2 separate regions of the Homo sapiens genome follow, and region 2 is linked to region 1. Evidence: read pairs that join two places in POLR2A ChIA-PET (ENCODE). Cell type or tissue: Caco-2. All regions are shown on one strand. Links, peaks and the distances in the headings refer to the core of each region. The heading gives the core; the rest is flanking DNA.

Region 1 (11,258 bases), core at 2,358-7,357:
AGTACTCACTCAACAACATGGAGACCACCGGCAACCAGTTGCCTTTCTGTCCAAAGTCTTAGATCCAGTTGCCAGTGGCTGTCCCCAGTGCATCCAGTCTGTGGCAGCCAATGCCATATTAGTGGAAGAAAGCAGAAAGATTACCTTTGGGGGATACTTAACAGTAAGTACACCCCATAAGGTCAATGTCATCCTAAATCAAAAAGCGGAAAGATGGCTGACTGATTCTAGGATTTTAAAGTATGAGGCTATCCTATTAGAAAGAGATTATCTAACTATAACCACTGATAGTTCACTTGACCCTGCCGGATTCTTAAGAGGGAATCCATTGCTGCAAACAGAACATTTGTATCTAGATTTAATTATGATACCAAGGTATGACCAGACCTATCTGAAACCCCTTATAAAACAAGACAACATTTGTTCCTAGATGGGTCCTCTCGGATGTTTGATGGAGACAGGCACAGTGGATATGCTGTGGTGGATGGAGAAACTCTTGAGGAAACTGAATCGGGGCAATTACCTGATAACTATTCCGCCGAAGGCTGTGAACTATTTGCTCTCAGTCAGGCCCTTAAATATCCAGAAAATGAGATAGGAACACTTATACAGGCTGTAAGTATGCTTTTGGGGTAGCGCATACATTTGGAAAAATTGGGGCAGACAGAGGCCTGATGAACAGCCAAGGCCAAAAGCTTGCTCATGAGTCATTAGTGACTTGTGTTTTAAATAATCTCCAGCTACCAGGAGAAATAGCTATTGTACATGTCCCTGGACACCAGCATGACTTTTCATTTGAAAGTCGAGGTAATAATCTTGCAGATCAGGTAGCCAAAAGAGCAGCAATGGCTGTGAAACAAATATTTCATCTAACTCCCTCCCTCCTCTCCCCCAAATTAGCTCCTATTTTCTCTTCAGCCTAAAAGGAAAAACTAAGCGAAATGTGGGCTAAAGAAAATACAGAAGGGAGATGGATTCTCCCAGATCAGAGAGAGATGCTCTCCAAACCCCTTATGAAAGAAGTTCTGTCCCACTTACACCAAGGAACATGCTGGGGCCCTCAGGCCCTATGTGACGCTGTCCTCAGTCTATGGATGTACTGGGATCTACACCCTGGCCAGACAGGTCACTGACAGCTGCATTATCTGTAAGAAAACTAATAAGCAGACCCTAAAGAAACTACCTCTAGGATGAAGAACACCTAGGCTAAGACCATTCCAAAGTGTTCAAGTTGATTATATTGAAATGCTGCCAGTAGGCTAAAATACCTATTAGTGATAGTAGACCACATCACTCATTGGGTAGAGGCCACTCCTTTCTCAAAGGCCACTGCCAGTAATATAGTGACGGCCTTAATTGAACATATTATACCCAGGTTTGGATTAATAGAAAATGTTGACTCAGATAATGGGACCCACTTTACGGCACACATTATGATAAAACTGGCCCAGGTGCTGGACATAGAATGGGAATACCACATTCGGTGGCACCCCTCCTCCTCCAGGAGAGTAGAAAGAATGAATCAGACAAGTCATCTAACTAAATTTTAGAGACTCATCTACGATGGACCAAATGCCTCCCTATTGCTTTATTCAGAATCAGGACAGCTCCCCGAAGAGATACAGGTTCATCCCCCTATGAAATGTTATATGGATTGCCTTACTTACATTCCTCAGCTGATGTGCCTACCTTTGAAACCAAAGATCAGTTCCTTAGAAATAACATATTTGGACTCTCCTCTACTTTTTCTTCCCTTAAAACCAAAGGTCTTTTAGCACAAGCACCACCCTTGGAATTCCCAGTACAATCGCATCAGCCTGGAGACCACGTCTTCATAAAGGGATGGAAGGAAGGAAGGCTCGAGCCAGCCTGGGAAGGATCCTACCTCATGTTATTGACCATCGAAACCGCAGTTCGCACTGCCGAGAAGGGGTGGACCCATCACACTCGAGTCAAGAAAGCGTCGACACCCTCAGAATCCTGGATTGTGGTCCCCGAGCCAAGTCCCACCAAGTTAAAATTAAGAAGAACCTAACATACCTTTATTTCTATTTTTCTTTCTTTCCTCTCACTATCTCTCATTTTATTATTAACATAACTAGATTGGAATCATCTCAAGTGATATCCTTTGATGCTTGTCTAGTGATGCCATGCGGGGACCTACATAACCAAAGGCAACTAGCCTCTTCAGAAAAATATCTATGTCCTGGTCCCCCATTTAATCTAACAGTCTCTCACTCCCATAGATGCGATCAATTAAAGCCAAGACGCCGCTTCTTCATTCCCACCGAATGGCAGCCTTGCAGCAGTTGGAATAATGTTCTATGGACCACTCAATACAGAGGCTGGACCTCTACAGGAGGGGTTTGTACTGAGCTTAGGCCTAATCTTTATTTCACATAAGGAAGCATTTCCCCTGATTGTAAGCTTTATCAGTGTAACCCTATTCTTAATTCTAATATAGATAATCAGCCAGCTATCGGCCATCTCTACGGTATTGGGCAAATGTCAAAGGGGAAGGATCCGATAGGGAGGTTTGAAATACGCCTTCTCCCTCTTCCTCCTTTCCCTTCTCCAACCCCAGTAGTCTCGGCTTTAAATCAAACTTCTATTATCCCAATTAGTCCTTTACTAAATGATAAGACAAAAGCATCAGTAGTACAAGTAAATGACTTAAAGCAGACTTAAGCTATTGAGACAGGGTATCAAGATGCAAATGCCTGGTTAAAACGGATTAAATATTCTGTCCACACTCTAAACAAAAGCGACTGTTACACTTGTGCACACGGTAAGCCAGAGGCCCAGATTGTCCCCTTTCCACTTAAGTGTTCTTCACATGCGACGGATTTGGAGTGTGTGGTAGCTCTCTTTCAAGATTCTACAGCCTGGAATGATGAATCTTGCCAAGCTCTCTCTCTGCTATATCCTGAAGTACAACACCCTGAGGGTCAGCCCCCGAGGGCCATTCAGCCTCCATCTTCCAGGGCAGAGTTTGCCTCATGCCTCTCACAGCAGGAGGAGAACTCAATATTCCTTGGAAATTTCACAGGATGCAGGGAGGTAAGGCACTTCTAAGAGCTAACCCATGAGGCCTCCATCAGCCATCCTTGAGTGGGACATATGGTGGTAATGTCGGGGGGCACTTACTGGATACTCTGCCATATAACTGGAATGGTACTTGCACTCTAGTCCAATTGGCTATCCCTTTTACCCTGGCATTTCATCAACAAAAATAGGAAACACCCCACCACCAACACACTACAAGAGCTCCTTACAGATCCTTTGATCCTCATATCCACCTAGATGCGACAGGTGTTGCAAGGGGGGTTCCTGATGAATTTAAGGCCAGAGATCAGATAGCTGCTAGACTCGAGTCAACGTTATTTTGGTGGGTCACGATAAACAAAAATGTAGACTGGATAAACTATATTTACTATAATCAACAATGATTAGTTAACTACACCAAAGTGGTCAGGGGAATTGCAGATGAATTAAGATCTACTAGCCAAATGACACAGGATAACAGAATCACTCTTGATATGATGCTAGCTGAGAAAGGTGGTGTTTGCGTAATGATTAAGACCCAATACTGCACGTTCATTCCAAATAACACAGCCCCAGATAGAAGTATAACAAGAGCCCTAGAGGGACTTACTGCTTTATCAAACAAGCTAGCTAAGAACTCTGGCATAAATAACCCATCTCTAGCTGGCTAGAAAACTGATTTGGAAATTGGAAAGATATCTTAACCTCAATCCTCACTTCCTCTATAACTGTGTTAGGTATACTTCTACTTATTGGATGTTGTGTCATACCCTGTATTCGACGGCTTGTACAAAGGCTCATCAGTACAACCCTTAATAATCTATCCTCTGCCTCTCCCCCACCCTATTCGGAAAGGTTGCTTTTATTAGGGGATCAAGCCAAACAACAAAGCAGAGACTTGCTAGACAAGTTTGAAGAATTATAAAACAAAAAGAGGAGGGAATTGAAAGGAATGGAGAAGTTCCTCAAAGTTTCTTAAATCCATACAGATTTATCATTCCCCGGTTAAATGTTAGGATGTGTGTATTCCAAGGCTGCTCCAGCTTGTTCCAGTAGGTTGAGATAAGGCTAAATGAGTCCCAGATCAGGATACATGCCATTCCTTATTTGGGAACCCCTCTGACCTCTCATCACTAACTTCCTCTTTTCTTTGTCCTTTTTCCCTTCGTCCTATTTAGGAAAGTTTTAAATTATTAACCAATCCAGTTAAGTTTAGAGTGTGAGGTCCCATCCCAGCCAATGGGAACGGGACACAGCCATAGGGGATTGCATCAGGATGTAAAGGTTATAAATGTCCCCGTCTCCTTTGTTTGGTGTGCTCTCGTGGCTGGACTGCTGGTGAGTGCACCCTTTTGGCAGAAAGTAAACCAGCCTTGCTAAGAGATCCTTTGTCTCAGTGTTGATTTCTTTACAAGATCAAACTCCCATGCCCAACAGCCTTTATTTCCAACTAGGGGAATAATGCCTAGTCCAGGCAATATTTTTCTGTTTAGCAGTCACAGGTGAGGGTGGTATTAGCATCTTTTTTAGTAGAAAAAACTGACAGTTAATGGGGTGGACTGGGTTGGGAAGAAATAATTTCTTCCAAATGTATTTATAGAAAATAAAAATATTTTCATAAAAGAAAGAAGTAATGAAATTAATCTTACATGTGCAAAGAAGTCTACAATGTCTTAGGTTTTAAAAAAATAGGTAAGTTAGAAATGTGAAAAATCCACAAATATGTGGAAATGAAACATACTCTCAATCCAATGTGTCAAAGAAAAAGTCACAAGGGAACTTCAACACAAATAAAAACAAAAACATTTAGTATGCAAAACTTACGGGATGCATAGTAAGAACCTTGGTCTTCACAATCCCTTATTTTAATCCAGACACTCCTTTCTATTAATTCCAGTCCCCTAGATAATAAGTTGCCTCTTTCAACCAACTGCTAATCAGAAAATCTTTGAACCCACCTATGACCTGGAAGACCCCACTTCAAGTTGTCCCACCTTTGCGGACCAAACTAGTGCACACCTTACATGTACAGATTAATGTCTGCCTGTAACTTCTGTCCCCCTAAAATGTATAAAATCAAGCTGTAACCCAACCACCTTGGGTACATGTTTTCAAGAACTCCTGAGGCTGTGTCACAGACCTTGGTCGCTCTTATTTGGCTCAGAATAAACCTCTTTAAATCTTTAAAAAAAAAAAAAAAAAAAAAAAAAACTTTATGGGATACAGCCAAAGATGTTTTAAAAGGAAAGTCTACAGCTGTAAACATATACACTAAAAAAGAAACACCTCGGCCGGGTGTGGTGGCTCATGCCTGTAATCCCAGCACTTTGGGAGGCCAAGCGGGGCAGATCACCTGACGTCAGCAGTTCGAGACTAGCCTGGCCAACATGGTGAAACCCTGTCTCTACTAAAAATACAAAAATTAGCCGGGCGTGGTGGCAGGCACCTGTAAGTCAGTGCAGCTACTCGAGAGGCTGAGGCAAGAGAATCACTTGAATCCAGGAGGCAAAGGTTGCAGTAAGCCAAGATTGTGCCACCTCACTCCAGCCTGGGTGACAGAGCGAGACACTGTCTTGAAAAAAAAAAAAAAAAAACTCACATTAACAACCCGACTTTTACCTCAAGAACTAGAAAAAGAAGAAAAGATAAAACCTAAGGCTAACAGAAGGAAATAATAAATATTAGAAATTAATAGGCAATAAGGAAGACTGAGGTGGGAAGGACTGCCTGAGGCCAGGAATGCAAGACCGGCCTGGACAACACAGCAAGACCCCATCTTTACCCAAAAAAATAAAAACAATGAAAAGAAAGTGGCCAACCCTTAGCTAGACTACCGAAGAAAAGAGATAAGACTCAATAACTAAAAAGGAGGAGAGAAAACTTCCAAGCTCATTTTGTTTTGTTTTGTTTTGTTTTGTTTTTTGAGATGGAGTTTCACTCTTGTTGCCCAGGCTGGAGTGAAATGGAGCGATCTCTGCTCACCGCAACCTCCGCCTCCTAGGTTCAAGCAATTCTCCTGCCTCAGCCTCTCGAGTAGCTGGGATTACAGGCATATGCCACCACGCCTGGCTAATTTTGTATTTTTAGTAGAGATGGCATTTCTCCATGTTGGTCAGGGTGGTCTCGAACTCCCAACCTCAGGTGATCCGCCTGCCTCAGCCTCCCAAAGTGCTGGGATTACAGGCATCAGCCACCACGCCCAGCCCAAGCTCATACTTTGAAACCACCATTACCCTTATACCAAAGCCAGATAAAGACTAAAGACCAGTATCCCTTATAAATATTGATGCAAAATCTTGAACAAAACACTAACAAATAAATTCAATAGCACACTGAAAGGACTATACACCATGACCAAGTGGAATTTATTCCAGGAATGCAAGAATATTCAAAAACAAAAATCAATTTAATACATCACATTAACAGAATGAAGGATAAAAATCACATAATCATCTCAATTGATTCAGAAAAACCATCTGACAAGATCTGATACTCCTTCAAAATAAAGACACTCAACAAACTAGGAATACATGAAAATTACCTCAACATAACAAAGCTCATATATAAGACGCCCATAACTAACATCAAACTCAATGGTGAAAGACAGAAAGCTTTTCATCTGAGTCCAGGAACAAGATAAAGATGCCAGCTCTCATCACTTCTATTCAACATTGTATTGGAAGTCCTAGCCAGAGCAATTAGGCAAGAAAAAGAAATAAAAGGCATCCAAATTAAAAAGGAAGAAGTAAAATTATCTCTGTTCACAGATGACATGATCTTATACATGTAGAAAACCTTAAAGATTTCATTAAAAAAAAAACTGTTAGAGCTAATAAACTAAAGTTGCAGGATAATCAACATAAAAATCAGTTGCATTTCTATACACTAACAATGAATAATTTTAAGATAAATTAAGGAACAATTCCATTTAAAAATAAATTTCCATTAAAAATAAAATACCTAGAAATAAACCTAAACTAAGGAGGTTAAAAGACTTGTATAATGCAAACTACAACACGTTGCCAAAAGCAAGTAAAGGCAACACAAATAGAGAGACATCCCATGTTCATGTATCTGAAAACGATAAGGTTAAGATATCAATATTACCCAAAGCAGTTTACAGATTCAATGCAATCCTCACCAAATCCCAATGGCATATTTTGCAGAAATTGAAAAAAATTCTAAAATTCATATGAAATCTCAAGGGACCCAAATAGCCAAAACAATTCTGAAAAAGAGCAAATTTGGAAGACTCACACTTCCTGATATCAAAACATACCAGAGCTACAGTAATGAAAATGGTGTAATACTGGCATAAAAACAGATACACAGACAAATGGAACAGAATCCAGAAATAAATCCTTGTGTATTTGGTCATGTGTGTTTTTTGGGAGGTTTTTGTTTTTTAAAGATGGGGTCTCACCTCGTCACCTAAGCTGGAGTGCAGTGGCACAATCATAGCTCACTGCCACCTCAAACTCTTTAGGGCTCAAGGGGTCCTCCTGCCTCAGCCTCCCAAGTAGTTGGCACTACAGGCGCATGCCAACACGCCTGGCTAATTTTTGTATTCTTTGTAGAGAAAGGGTTTCACCATCTTGCCCAAACTGGTTTCGAATTCCTGGGCTCAAGCAATCCTCCAGTTTCAGCCTCCCAAAGTGCAGGGATTACAGGTGTGAGGCACCACACCTGGCCTCAGATGATTTTTGACAAGGGTGCCAACAGGCAAAGAATAGTCTCTTCAATAAACACTGTTGGGAAAACTGGATCCAAATGCCAAAGAATAAAGTTGTGCCCTTATCTTAACCATATATAAAAATTAACTCAAAAGAGATTAAAGACCTGAACATGAGACCCAAAACTATAAAACTCCTAGATGAAAACATAAGGGAAATGGGGAAATACTTTGTGACAATGGACTAGGCAATGATTGTTTGGAGATAACACCAAAAGCACAGGCAATTAAAGCAAAAACAGACAGATGAGACTACTCAAACTTAAAAAACTTTTGTTCATCAAAGGACACAATCAACAGAGTAAAAGGTAACCTATGGAATAGGAGAAAAGATTTGCAAATAACATACCTGGTAATGGGTTGACATCTAGATTATATTTTAAGACTCTTACAACATAATATCAAAAAATGAATTAACCCAATTTTTAAAATGGGCAAAAGACTTAAGCAGACATTTCTCCAAAGATGATATATACTAGCCAACAGGCATATGAAACGTGCTCAACATCACTAATCATCAGAAAAGTGCAAATCAAAATCTCTATGAAGTATCAGCTCATACCCATTAGGATGACTACTATGAAAAAAACAAAACAGAAAAGAACAAATGTTGGTGGGGATATGGAGAAATCAGAACCCTTGTACATTGTGTTGGAATTGTAGAACAATCCAACTACTATAGAAAACAGAATGACTGCTCCTCAAAAAACTAAAAACAAATAATCGTGTGATCCAGCAATCCCACTTCTGAGTATAGATCCAAAAGAACTGAAAGCAGGGTCTCAAGGAAATATTTGCACGCTCGTGTTCATAAGCACTATTTACAATAACCAAGAGGTAGAGACAACCCAAATGTCCATCAAGAGAAGAATGGATAAACACAACATGCGGTACACATAAAATGAAATACTATGCAGCCTTACAAAGGAAATCCTGTGACGGGTACAACATGAAGGAACTTTCAGGGCATTAAGTGAAATCAGCCAGTCACAAAAGAACAAATATTGTGTAATCTGACTTATATGAAATGTCTAAAGTAGTCAAATTCCTACAGAAAGTAGAATAGTAGTTACCAGGGGTTTGGGAAACAGGACAAAGGAGAGTTGCTGTTATAGGGCTATGGAGTTCAGTTCTGCAAAATGAAAACGTTCTAGAGATCTGTTTCACAACATAAATATGCTTAACACTACTGAACTATACACATAAAAATAATTAAGACAGTAAAATTAAATGTTTTTTATAACAAATTTTTTAAAGATATGTAAAAAATGGTAAATTACAAAACTGTATAGGTGTATATAATGCAGAGCAACAATTCTATTTTATTTTGAAAGATAAAAAACAGCAGCTAACATTTGAGATTTTACTACATACCAAGCACTGATTAGGCAGAGAATTAATCCTCACACCACTACCAAGACATAGGTACTATTATCACAGATATCTCATTTTACAGATGAGAAAGCTGAGGCACAGATTAACATGTCCAAAAAACACAGGGGTAATTAATGACAAGTCCAAGTTTTGAATGCAGGCCCTCTTAAGACAGCATCCATGTTCTTAACCTGTATATAGTACATATGTAAAAATCTGGAAAGATAAGAAACCAAACAATGCTTTGGTTTTAGGATGCTAGAATTATGATAGTTTTCACCTAACACACTTCTGTTTTAAATTTCTGCAAAGATCATGTACTCCTTTTTATAACAATATATTTAACAGGAAATATTTACATTTTGGAAAAAAATATTCAACTGAACAGCAAGGTCTCTATCCCTACTAACGATCATTTCATTTCCTTATATTTCTGTACTTGGACTCTTCCTTAAAGTAAAGCTGCTAATCTACTTGCTATTACCTACATGCCTCAGCTTGCTCCTACTTCCATAAACACATCCTTTCCCTGCAGAGAATGTCCTCTCCTTCACCTTAATATATACCATTTTATTTACCTACTCCTCTATTTGATTTTCACACCTATTTATCAAAATTCAGTTCTTAACTCCTTCATGAGGCGTTTCAAAGCCTGTCTTTACCTAGTACATTGTTCAGCTACTTAGTGTGCTGCTTTTAAAAACTGTTCTTTAGCTGTTTTATCTGTGTCCTCCACATGAGCAATATTCCTTGAAGATGTCACTACCCCTTCTTCTAAAGGCAAGGACATTACAGGAGGAAGCATACCTAGCACTCAGATGTAGATTTCTAAAAACATTCCTGCCAGAAACCAGGGCTGCTTAGAAACAAGACTGATTGCAGATCTGGGGCTGGGAAAGTATTAGGGAATGTGTTTTATCATATGCCAGAGAGCTAGGAAGCAATCAGAGAGTAATGGAGGAGACTCAAAAGGATATAGAAGCCACTTTAAAGGTGATAACACTAATCAAATTTGAGACAATTTGAACATGAAAAAGAAAACAATCCAAAGCTCCTAATTGAAAACAACAAACATTTGCAACTACTGGTTAGTGCCCAGTACACAACCATTTCTATCTTCTTGGTAGGAATGGTGGAACGTAGTTCATTTACCAGTTGATGAGGGAAAACTCTACCTTACAGAAAAAAAAAAAAAGATCAGCTATTGAATGACAGACTTAGGGAGAAAATCACCATTTGCAACCTCCACTGAAATAATTATCAGGTAAGGATCATCGCAATGCTAAAACCACTCAGAGAAAGATTGTTGAGAAAATGCATACTCTCCAAGTGCCAGAATATCATCCCACAGATTAAATGCCAATTGTGAGGTTAAAAAAAAGTACCTGTGCAATCAATGGTGATCTGCTAGGAACAGAACCACCAGCCACTCTGTGCCTCCTGATGTGATGAAATGTGAAGTGGATAACATCACCTATGAGTCTTGTCAACAGCGTTTCACGGTCAGGTGCAGTGGCTCACACCTGTAATCCCAGTACTTTGGGAGGCCGAGGCAAGCAGATCACTTGAGCCCAGGAGTGAGACAGCAGCCCGGGCAACATAGGGAGATCTCCATCTCTACAAAAAGTACAAAAATTAGCCAGGCATGGTGGCATGCCTATGGTCCCAGCTACTCAGGAGGCCAAGGCGGGAGCATCACTTGAGCTCAGGAGGTTGAGGCTGTAGTGAGCCATGATCACACCACTGCACTGTAGCCTGGGCAACAGAATGAGACCGTCTCAAAAAAAAAAAAAAAGTGTTTCACAAATCTAACAGCAGTTGGGCTTGATTTCTGGCTTACAGAAACTACAGGGGACAAAAGAACAACTTAAAGACACTTTGAGGAAACAGTTAATCAAAAATGTGTAACATTCTACAAGACAACTGACTAGCCTCTTCAAGAAGCTAGTATCATGAAAATAAGATGAGGACTATTCTAAATTAAGAGACATGACAGCCAAATGCTATATGTGAGCTTTGATAGGTTCCTGAGTCTATAATCAAAAAGCAAAACAAACAAAAAAGCTTTTATGGATGACATTTGGGAGATAATTGAGAAATTTAAGTA
Region 2 (11,258 bases), core at 136-5,135, 600 kb after region 1:
CGTATCCTATTTGTGTATAAGCGGATAACAGACAATATAATAATTTTTATGACAGTATCATGGCTTTTTAGATCCAATCCAAAACACTTACTTACATAGTTTGTAAAGGAAATCTGAAAATGTTACCCTCTTACAACAAAAAGCACAATTCCGTTTTTGATCCAACTGTGTTAATATAAATGTTATAGACATTAATAAATGTTACTATCCTATGTAAACCAAATGAATTCAAATGGATTGGATCATCATGTAATTGTACTATTTCATCTAATCAGAAATTTATTTTTAGAAAGTAGGATAAAAGAATAGTTTTAACTATCTTTTGTTGTATTTTCCATAATACAGTGATTTCATGACTTCCAAAGGCACATTAAGGCTATTTTAAAAAAATTGTACATCTGCTTATAGAAAAACAACAACTGAAAGTCATTCTTGAGTGGACTCTGTTAATTGATGTCATTATTCTACCTCAACTAAAGATGCCTAAGGCCTGGTGCAGTAGCTCTCACCTGTAATCCCAGCACTTTAGGAGGCAAAGGTGGGTGGACTGCTTGAGCCCAGGAGTTCAAGACCAGCCTAGGCAACATAGTGAGATCCTGTTTCTACAAAAAAAAAAAATCAGCTGGGCATGGTGGCACATGCCTGTAGTCCCTGTTCCTCAGGAGGCTGAGGTGGGAGGATAACTTGAGCTCAGAAGGTAGAGGCTGTGGTGAGCCAGGACTGCGTCACTGCACTCTAGCCTGGCTGACAGAGTGAGACCCCATCTCAAACTTAAAAAAGCTTAACTATAAAACATGATGAAAATCTAACAGTTCGCAAAAGGTAACAGGATATCTGAATGAAGGCAAAGATTATTCTTGTACAGTCTCACAAAACTTATTTAACATATGATCTCCATTTATTAGCATGAAAAAATGTGAACAATGTGAAGACTATTTTTTTTTAAATTTTCTTCATCAGAGCAGGTTCACAAATCACATACAGTTAATAGCTTCCCCAAATGATGGATTTTATTTTGTACACAGCTGCCTTCTATTCTTAAGTCTTACCTGGAATGGCCAGGTTTCTGAGGGCACTTAGTGCTGCATGCTGTACTGTTACATTTCCATCTTCTACATGTCTGTCCAGTAAATCCATAAGTTTTTCTACAATCCCATTGTCTACCATATGAATACAATTTGCATCTGAAAAAAAAAACACACATCTTTTTCTTCCTCTTTAAAATATCTATAAATACTTTATAATACTGATGTCTGGCTATTATCTACATTAGGGAAAATGGAGCTATACAATAAAATGAATTCCAAATCTTTCTCCCATCAGATTTATAGGTTTTTCTGTTTACTGAGTGAGAAGTGTTAAAAAAAATTCTTAAACTAGATAAAAGTTTTAAAATCAGAAAATTACCAGAAAAATCTTTAGTTTAGAGCCAGATAATATATCAGAAGTAGAAACACATGGTTAGAATGTCCAATATTTTTCATTTATTGTGATGTATGCTTGTGTTCTCCCAATGTTACAGTGATAGTACTCTACCTTTTGCTATCATGGCTGATACCTAAATTATTTTTCAAACACTTACAAAGCGGAGAGAATATTATAATGAACCACTATTTACCCCATATCTAGTTTCAATAATTATCCATATTATGCCACTCTTACCTCCATAATTAGGAAGTCACTCCCAAAAAGAAGGAGTAAAAATGGAGCAAGTAAGCCATTATGATATAATATATACCAACAGTTTGTACTGGAAGATGATTAAACTAAAAAGAAAAATAAACTGTATTTCCTAGACACGGTATATTTCATGAGGAACGTAAGAATGAGTTTCTAGACTGTATTTGAGTTTTTTGGTAGTGCCAGATTTCATAAACATAGAAGTCTGGCGCCCCCTGAAACATTATTAAACTAAATTAAACATTCTACACGATGCCAGGGGATTATTCATACTTAAGTTTTATGGGCATAAAAGTATATAAGTTGAGGCACAATAATCCTAGAATGAATACTCAGATAATTAGATCCAAAATAAAATCACTAGGCAAAAGAAAGCAGATGTATACTAGAATGGGATTCAAACTTACTAAGCTCTGAAGTGCCAAGTATTCAAAAGAAGCACTTCATGATATTTAAACTATTAGAATTTAGTTGAATTGCATAAAATATGTAATTTGTTAGGAATGTCACTAAGTATTTCAGATTTCTGAAAAATTAAGTTAGCAGCATATACACATATTACACAACTTCTAAACTGTTCCAGTTTTAGTATATGTGGTAGCAAAGCAAAAATAAACAAATATAGAGTATTTGACTAACAAAGGAGGAACTAATATGCTTACCATTTCTGGCAAAATTTGCAATTGCCAATGCTCCAGCAAGCTGTAGCTGGTGGTTATTTGATGGGATCCAAGAGAGTACCCTTTGAAATACACTACCTTTTCCTCCTTCAAATAACTTCTGCATGGATTCATCTGGAGGTAAATGAAACGAATAGTTAAGCAAGAGAAAAATAACTAGGAGTAACAAATTCACATTCTTAGGTGAATATCCAACTGGAAACTCACACCTCACAAACTGTTACATTCATAATGGGAAAAGTAATGATTCTTTTTATAATAAACATTTAATAGATACTAGACAATAGAGTCTAGCATTTTTTCTAGTCCAAGTCCCAGGGAGCCATCTAGCTTTTCTTTAGTCCCTTGGTGCCAAAGCTATCTCTTCTATGTGACAGCTCTTCAAATACTGGAAGATAGTGAAGACACTTCTTTTTCAGGTTCATTATGTCTGGTTGTATCAATGGCATGTTTAAGATGTCAAAATCATCACCTCAATAGCAGGTGAGATAGGAATATGAGAAAATGTCTAGGGTAGTATTTACAGAAGAGACAATAAATTTTAAAAACATCTGACAACCACATTCTTTGGCTGGCATAAATTACAACTCACCTCCAAGAAGTAATAAAACCATGAGATCTGAACCAGTTTTGAGCTCAGTAATATCATCTTCTTTGTCACTATCCACTTTTTGCTGAACAATCTCTAGTAGACACTCTACTAGGCCTGCTTCAACCAGCTGTAGTTTAATAGCATCTAAAGAACAACGTGAACAAAATAATCAAACTTTGAGATAAAATAGGAGCTCTGGTATAAGCAGTCCATTATAAAGAATTATAAGAAACTAAGAGGGCCAGGTGCGGTGGCTCACGCCTGTAATCCCAGCACTTTGGGAGGCCGAGATGGGCGGATCACAAGGTCAGGAGATCGAGACCATCCTGGCTAACACCATGAAACCCCGTCTCTACTAAAAAATACAAAAAAAAATTAGCCAGGTGCAGTGGCAGGCGCCTGTAGTCACAGCTACTCAGGAGGCTGAGGCAGGAGAATGGCGTGAACCTGGGAGGCGGAACTTGCAGTGAGCCAAGATTGCAACACTGCACTCCAGCCTGGGCAATAGAGCGAGACTCTGTCTCAAAAAAAAAAAAAAAAAAAAAAAAAAAAAACTAAGAAAATGCATGATTTAGATAATACATTTTTGAAACTCAAATCTTCAAAGTAAACTATCTTGACAGTTCATTTAAATATACAAAAAAGCTTTATTTCATATTTCCATTTGAAATTGCCAAATTTTTCAGGATGTCTTGCAGCATCTAAACAAATTGATACTCAGCTCTGAAAGCAACTAGTATCACTCCACTATTACTCTAGATATCATGCTCATGTTTAAAGGGCAAGCTATAAAATACTATAAAATAGGGCTGGGCATGGTGGCTTACACTTGTAATCCCAGTGCTTTGGGAGGCCAAGGCAGGAAGATTGCTTGAGGCCAGGAGTTCAAGGTTACAGTAAGCTATGACTGTGCCACTGCACTCCAGTCTGGGCAACAGAGTGAGACCCTGTCTATAAAAATTAAATAAATAAATAAATAAAGTCGTGTTTTTAAAAAGGGCTTCAGGTTTTCATTGATTTAAAGCTTTCTTGAGTGATGGGTACATGGTGGTTTACTAAATGCTATTTCTGAATACATTTCAAAATGTTCATAATAAAAGTTAAAAGAAAAAAATAACCTTGAACCTTTCTGATGGCTAAACATAACATAAGGTATTTTAGAGACAGAATTTACATCCCAATTACATTTTTAAAACTGATCTTCATAGGAAACTCCACCCCCACATCAACACTTTTTATTATACTTCTAATATCTTTAAGTATTCTTTCATTATAACACTTATTTCACTGAAGAGCTTATATTTGCCTCCATATCTGTCTCCATCTATCTCCTGAGCAGATATATGTTGTGGGAAGTCAGGGACCCCAAATGGTGGGACTGGCTGGCACCGTGGCAGAAAAACATAAATTGTGAAGATTTCATGGACATTTATCAGTTCCCAAATAATACTCATAATTTCTTATGCCTGTCTTTACTTTAATCTCTTAATCCTGTTATCTTTGTAAGCTGAGAATGTACATCACCTCAGGATCACTATTGTACAAACTGATTGTAGAACATGTGTGCTTGAAAAATATGAAGTCTGATTGTAAAACATGGGTGTTTGAACAATATGAAATCAGTGCACCTTGAAAACAAACAGAATAACAGTGATTTTACAGAACAAGAGAAGACAACCAAAGGTCTGACTGCCTGCAGGGTCAGGCAGAATAGAGCCATATTCTTCTTCTTGCAGAGAGCCTATAAACGGATGTGCAAGTAGGAGAGATATCACTGAATTCTTTTCTCAGCAAGGAATATTAATAATACCCTGGGGAATACAAAATCAATGTACAAAAATCACAAGCATTCTTATACACCAACAACAGACAAACAGAGAGCCAAATCATGAGTGAATTCCTATTCACAATTGCTTCAAAGAGAATAAAATACCTAGGAATCCAACTTACAAGGGATGTGAAGGACCTCTTCAAGGAGAACTACAAACCACTGCTCAAGGAAATAAAAGAGGATACAAACAAATGGAAGAACATTCCATGCTCATGGGTAGGAAGAATCAATATCGTGAAAATGGCCATACTACCCAAGGTAATTTACAGATTCAATGCCATCCCCATAAAGCTACCAATGACTTTCTTCACAGAATTGGAAAAAACTACTTTAAAGTTCATATGGAACCAAGAAAGAGCCCGCATCGCCAAGTCAATCCTAAGCCAAAAGAACAAAGCTGGAGGCATCACACTACCTGACTTCAAACTATACTACAAGGCTACAGTAACCAAAACAGCATGGTACTGGTACCAAAACAGAGATATAGATCATTGGAACAGAACAGAGCCCTCAGAAATAATGCCGCATATCTACAACTATCTGATCTTTGACAAACCTGAGAAAAACAAGCAATGGGGAAAGGATTCCCTACTTAATAAATGGTGCTGGGAAAACTGGCTAGCCATATGTAGAAAGCTGAAACTGGATCCCTTCCTTACACCTTAGACAAAAATCAATTCAAGATGGATTAAAGATTTAAATGTTAGACCTAAAACCATAAAAACCCTAGAAGAAAACCTAGGCATTACCATTCAGGACATAGGCATGGGCAAGGACTTCATGTCCAAAACACCAAAAGCAATGGCAACAAAAGACAAAATTGACAAATGGGATCTAATTAAACTAAAGAGCTTCTGCACAGCAAAAGAAACTACCATCAGAGTGAACAGGCAACCTACAAAATGGGAGAAAATTTTCGCAACCTACTCATCTGACAAAGGGCTAATATCCAGAATCTACAATGAACTCAAACAAATTTACAAGAAAAAAACAACCCCATCAAAAAGTGGGCGAAGGACATGAACACACACTTCTCAAAAGAAGACATTTATGCAGCCAAAAAACACATGAAAAAATGCTCATCATCACTGGCCATCAGAGAAATGCAAATCAAAACCACATGAGATACCATCTCACACCAGTTAGAATGGCAATCATTAAAAAGTCAGGAAACAACAGGTGCTGGAGAGGATGTGGAGAAATAGGAACACTTTTACACTGTTGGTGGGACTGTAAACTAGTTCCACCATTGTGGAAGTCAGTGTGGCGATTCCTCAGGGATCTAGAACTAGAAATTCCATTTGACCCAGCCATCCCATTACTGGGTATATACCCAAATGACTATAAATCATGCTGCTATAAAGACACATGCACATGTATGTTTATTGCGGCATTATTCACAATAGCAAAGACTTGGAACCAACCCAAATGTCCAACAATGATAGACTGGATTAAGAAAATGTGGCACATATACACCATGGAATACTATGCAGCCATAAAAAATGATGAGTTCATGTCCTTTGTAGTGACATGGATGAAATTGGAAATCATCATTCTCAGTAAACTATCGCAAGAACAAAAACCAAACACTGCATATTCTCACTCATAGGTGGGAATTGAACGATGAGATCACATGGACACTGGAAGGGGAATATCACACTCTGGGGACTGTGGTGGGGTGGGGGGAGCGGGGAGGGATAGCATTGGGAGATATACCTAATGCTAGATGACGAGTTAGTGGGTGCAGCGCACCAGCATGGCACATGTATACATATGTAACTAACCTGCACAATGTGTACATGTACCCTAAAACTTAAAGTATAATAAAAAAAAAAATAGTAATACCCTGGGGAAGGAATTGCATTCCTGGGGGGAGGTCTATAAATGGCCGCTCTGGGAGTATCTGTCTTATGCGGTTGAGATAAGGACTGAAATACGCCCTGGTCTCCTGCAGTACCCTCAGGCTTATTAGGGTGCGGAAAAGATCCCGCCCTGGTAAGTTTGAGGTCAGACCGGTTCTCTGCTCTCGAACGCTGTTTTCTGTTGTTTAAGGTGTTTATCAAGATAATACGTGCACAGCCAAACATAGACCCTCATCAGTAATTCTAATTTTGCCCTTTGCCTTGTGATCTTTGCTTTGCCCTTGCCTTGTGATCTTTATTGCCCTGTAAAGCACGTGATCTTTGTGACCTACTCCCTGTACACTCCCTCCCCTTTTGAAATCCCTAATAAAAACTTCCTGGTTTTGTGGCTCAGGGGACATCACGGACCTACCGATATGTGATGTCACCCCTGGAGGCCCAGCTGTAGAATTCCTCTTTTTGTACTCTTTCTCTATTTCTCAGATGGGCCGACATTTAGGGAAAATAGAACATACATTGAAATATTGGGGGCTGGTTCCCCCAATAGATACACCTTACTCATCTTTGTATCTTAACCTAAACTGGCCTATCTAAATGCTTTGAGTGTAGTTGATACTCCTTAAGATAAATGCTAGTCAACTCACCTGAAAAATACATTTGCAACACAGATTTTTTGTTTAAGAGACAGTGTCTCGCTCCGTTGCCCAGGCTGGAGCGCAGTGGTATGATCATAGCTCACTGCATCCTTGAACTCCTGGGCTCAAGCAATCCTCCTATCTCAGCCTCCTGAGTAGCTGGGACTAAAAGTGCATGCCACCATGCCTGGCTAATTTTTAAACTTTTTTTGTAGAGACAGGGTCTCACTATGTTGCCTAGGCTGGTCTTGAACTCATGGCCTCAAGCAATCTTCCTGCCTTGGCCTCCCAAAGTGCTAGGATTACAGGCATGAGCCACTGTACCTGGCCAGAAATTTTTAAATTTAAACTTTATTTTTTCAGTTGGATTTTATTTTAGTCATTGGTTTCCCTAAGCTGTATATGCATCCATATATGGCAATGGCAGCTTCAGCTTATCATTTAGGAAAAATAAAGACTTTTAAAAATAAATACTTAAGACTTTCAGGCAATTTTAATGTGTTAAAATTTGGCTTTTTTGAATCACTAGGATCACTGATCTTCTTTTGAATATTATCTCAGAATACACAGAGTATTCAACCTGGAATATTTCTTTAAAAGGTACACTTGTACTGTGCCATGCTAAAAGTAGGGCGTTTCCTTGGTTACAGAATGCTAGGGCTAGAGATGTGTGGTGACTAGAATTAAAAACTATGATGAAAAAGCCTTAAAAATACTAAAATCCTTGAACTATACAAATCCCAACTTCTAATGCTGAAATCACTCTCCTTCGTGTACTGGGAAAATGAAGGATGATACATGCAAAGAATTAGTCCAAAAACAAGCCTTCAATGGTATCATCCTATCCATTGTGCAATTATAAAACAGATGTGAAGGCAGAGGGGAAAACAGTAATAAATATCAACACATTGTTATTTTGAAATACTGCAAGGAAAGTTATAGGTTATTTTATGGCCTAAAATTGACTGAAGGTCACAGTAAAATTTTTACTTTGCCAAAACACCAATGAGATAAAAAACAAATTTCTCCCTAAGAAATAGGACCTAAGACATTTAAGAAATTTTAAATGTGTCAATATTGTAGTTTTAAAATTTTAATTAATTTTTTTTTTTGAGACAGGGTCTTGCTGTGTTGCCCAGGTTGGTCTTGAACTCCTGGCTCAAGCAATCCTTCTGCCTTGGCCTCTGAAAGTGCTGGAATTACAGGCGTAAGCCATCACTCCCAGCCTAAATGTCTCAATGTTAAAGTTTACAGATAATCTCTTCTCACAATTTGACTGAAATCAAATACCTGAAAACAAATATATAGGAGGCTTAAACTACCTTAATTAGGATTAGCAAGACATTCTGCCAAAGCAGACAGCCCAGCACATTTACCAAAACCATTCTGTCCAAGGACAAGTATCTTTATCACCACTGTTTACACACATATGTATGAATGTACACTTGTATGTATCATGTATGCATCATATATAGGTATTTTAAAACTTTTTTTAAAGAGTGAAAGAAAACCACAAATGCAGAGAAGTGCATAAAATATCCAAGTTAAGTTTAATATATTATTAGAAAGCAAATAACCATGTATCTATCACCTAGATCAAGAAATTCATTGCCAACAACTCAGGAAGCCTATCTCTGCATTTCTGTTTCTGATAACAAACCCCTTCCTTCATTTGTCTCAAATCATCCTGGTTATTATGGTAATCACTTCTATACTTTCATCATTTTACCAAGTAAATAATCATTCCTAAAAACTACAGTTTAGTTTTACTTTTTGTTTTTAACTTTATATAAATTGAATCATACAATATGTATTTTTCAGTGTTGGCTTTTTCCTTTCAACATTATGAGATTCATCCACAGTAATGGTTACAGCTGTCTTCATTCCTTTTCATAACTCTATATTTTTCCATTATATTAATATCCTATGATTTATTCATTCTACTGTTAATGGATTTTGGTTGTTTCCAATTTTTCATTATAAATAATGCTGCTTTGAACATTCCTGTAACAGTTCCTGGTATACATGTGCACAAGCTTCTGGGTATATTTCTAAGAGCAGAATTGTTGGATCTATTGCTTCAACTTCAATAGATACTACTTCCCAATTGTACCAATTTACACTCCCACTGTTCCACACCCTCATCAACAGTTGGTTTATGAGACTTTCCAGTGGGTGTATAGTGGTATTTTATTGTGGTTTTATTTTGTGTTACCTAAGAGTGAACATTTTCATATCTATATTAAGTCTGTTGGACTTAATATAAATCTTTTGTCAAGTGCTTATTAAAATGTTTTTCACATTTTTCTTAATGATTTTTAAGAGTTTTTATACACTGTATACACAAGCCCTCTGTCAGTTATATGTTATAATTATATTCTCTCATCCAGTCTTGCTTTTCACTCTTAACGGTGTCTTTAAAAAAAGAGTTTTAACTTTTATTTATTTGTTTTTGGTAGAGATGAGGCCTCACTATGTTGCTCAGGCTGGTCTCGAACTCCTGGTCTCAAGTGATCCTCGTCTTGCCCTCCCAAAGCCATTAGGATTGCAGTCATGAGCCACCAGGCTAGCCAGAAGTTTTACTTTTAAAGTAACCAATGTCTCAATTTTTTCCTTTATGATTAGAGCTTTTTGTGATCTAAGAAAAGTATTTCAAGGCCATGATGATATTCTCCTAGCTTACATTTTAAGATAAACCCTCTGAAGTTTTAACTTTCACATTTAGGTCAATCTATCTGGAATTAATTTTTTATATACTTTTTAATAGTCTAGAAGCCTTTTATCTTGAAAACACCTATTATGCCATGAATTCATAGGGAAGAGGTTCCAGCAGCTCAGGCCCCTTCCGTTTGTTCTCACAAAGTGCGCTTCTCTAGGTGGAACAGACTGTTGCTTCAGTTGAACTCAGGTACATTTCTCTTTGGCTCCCTTCTTTTTCTTTTCCTATCTTTCCTTCATGTGTTTCGGGGAGGTATCTTGGCTCTTGAGTGCTTAATATGCTCATTATACACATTAATTATTTTGGCAACAATCTTGCCCTTGTTTGTTTACAACAACACTAGTACCATGCCGGGTAACACCATAGACTCTTGGTTTTCCATGGTAAAATTTGTGGGGCATTCCCTTTTTGAACAGGATGCATTCCTCTGATGTCTACAATATCACCTTTCCTGTAGATTTGAATGTATGTGGCTAAAGGAACAACTCCGTATTTTCTAAAAGGCCTACAGAATACATATCAGATGCTTCTCTTTCCCTTTGTGTTCATTATTTTGTTAAATTACTGGAAGGTGGCAGTTCCAGCTAAAAGGGCTATCCAACGTATTTTTCACATTTTATTTTCTGTTTTTTCTTTTTTGGTATATAGAAATTCTTGTTTGTTTTTTGGCAGTAACCTAACAAAATTCTGATTTAAAAAAAGATCTATAAAACTGATCTATAGATTCTTTTGAATTAAATATGCATAATCACATCATAAATGAATGAGAGTTTTATTGCTTTATCTTAATTTTTTTTCTTTTATTCTCTTTAATGCACTGGATACTTCTTACAATACAATGTTAAATGGAAGCGGGGATGATCCTTCTTGTCCCAATCTCAAAGCAAATGCTTTTTTATTTCACCATTGATTGTGATGTTTTCTTCAGCCTTCTCATAGATATCTTTTTCAGATTGAAGACCTTCCTAGTCCTGTTTTCCTAAGTTTTTAAAAATAATGAATGAACACTTAATTTTATGAAAAGCTTTTTTTAAAATCTGAGAAGATCATGGTTTCTCCCCTTAAATATTTTAAGGTGATGAATTATACTAGTTGCATTTCAAATATTAAATTGTGTTACACTTTCAGAATAAATGCAATTTGGTGTGATTAATTTTTTTAATATATTACTAGAGTAAATTTGCTAAAATTTTAGGAGGAATTTTGGATCTATGTTCATGGTGAGACTAGCCTTTAATTTTCATTCATGTATTGTCTTT

The links. ChIA-PET counts read pairs that join two places held together with the same protein. Peaks named below come from ENCODE experiments on the same cell type or tissue, not always from the same donor. Only the 100,000 strongest peaks of a DNase experiment are listed, where the experiment ranks them.
Region 2: POLR2A ChIA-PET joins it to region 1 with 8 read pairs; 2 of 35 experiments call an interaction of 5 or more read pairs at or near these places.

The regions. Positions count from the first base shown.
Region 1 is chr4:99,006,651-99,017,908 of GRCh38, reverse strand. All of the region lies in intron 1 of METAP1 (methionyl aminopeptidase 1), which reads right to left. It overlaps LOC124900738 (a long non-coding RNA gene), which reads left to right. Exons shown (of 2, transcript XR_007058198.1): 2 at 1,767-4,429. Among named protein-coding and RNA genes, the nearest start is that of MIR3684, 15 kb to the right of the region's middle. In Caco-2, for the core only: no CTCF peak of the experiment used is centred there; a DNase peak (open chromatin) is centred at 4,328.
Region 2 is chr4:98,408,583-98,419,840 of GRCh38, reverse strand. It overlaps RAP1GDS1 (Rap1 GTPase-GDP dissociation stimulator 1), which reads right to left. Exons shown (of 15, transcript NM_001100427.2): 8 at 2,953-3,096; 9 at 2,343-2,474; 10 at 1,050-1,184. It also overlaps the pseudogene RPL21P48. Among named protein-coding and RNA genes, the nearest start is that of RAP1GDS1, 150 kb to the right of the region's middle. In Caco-2, for the core only: no CTCF peak of the experiment used is centred there; no DNase peak of the experiment used is centred there.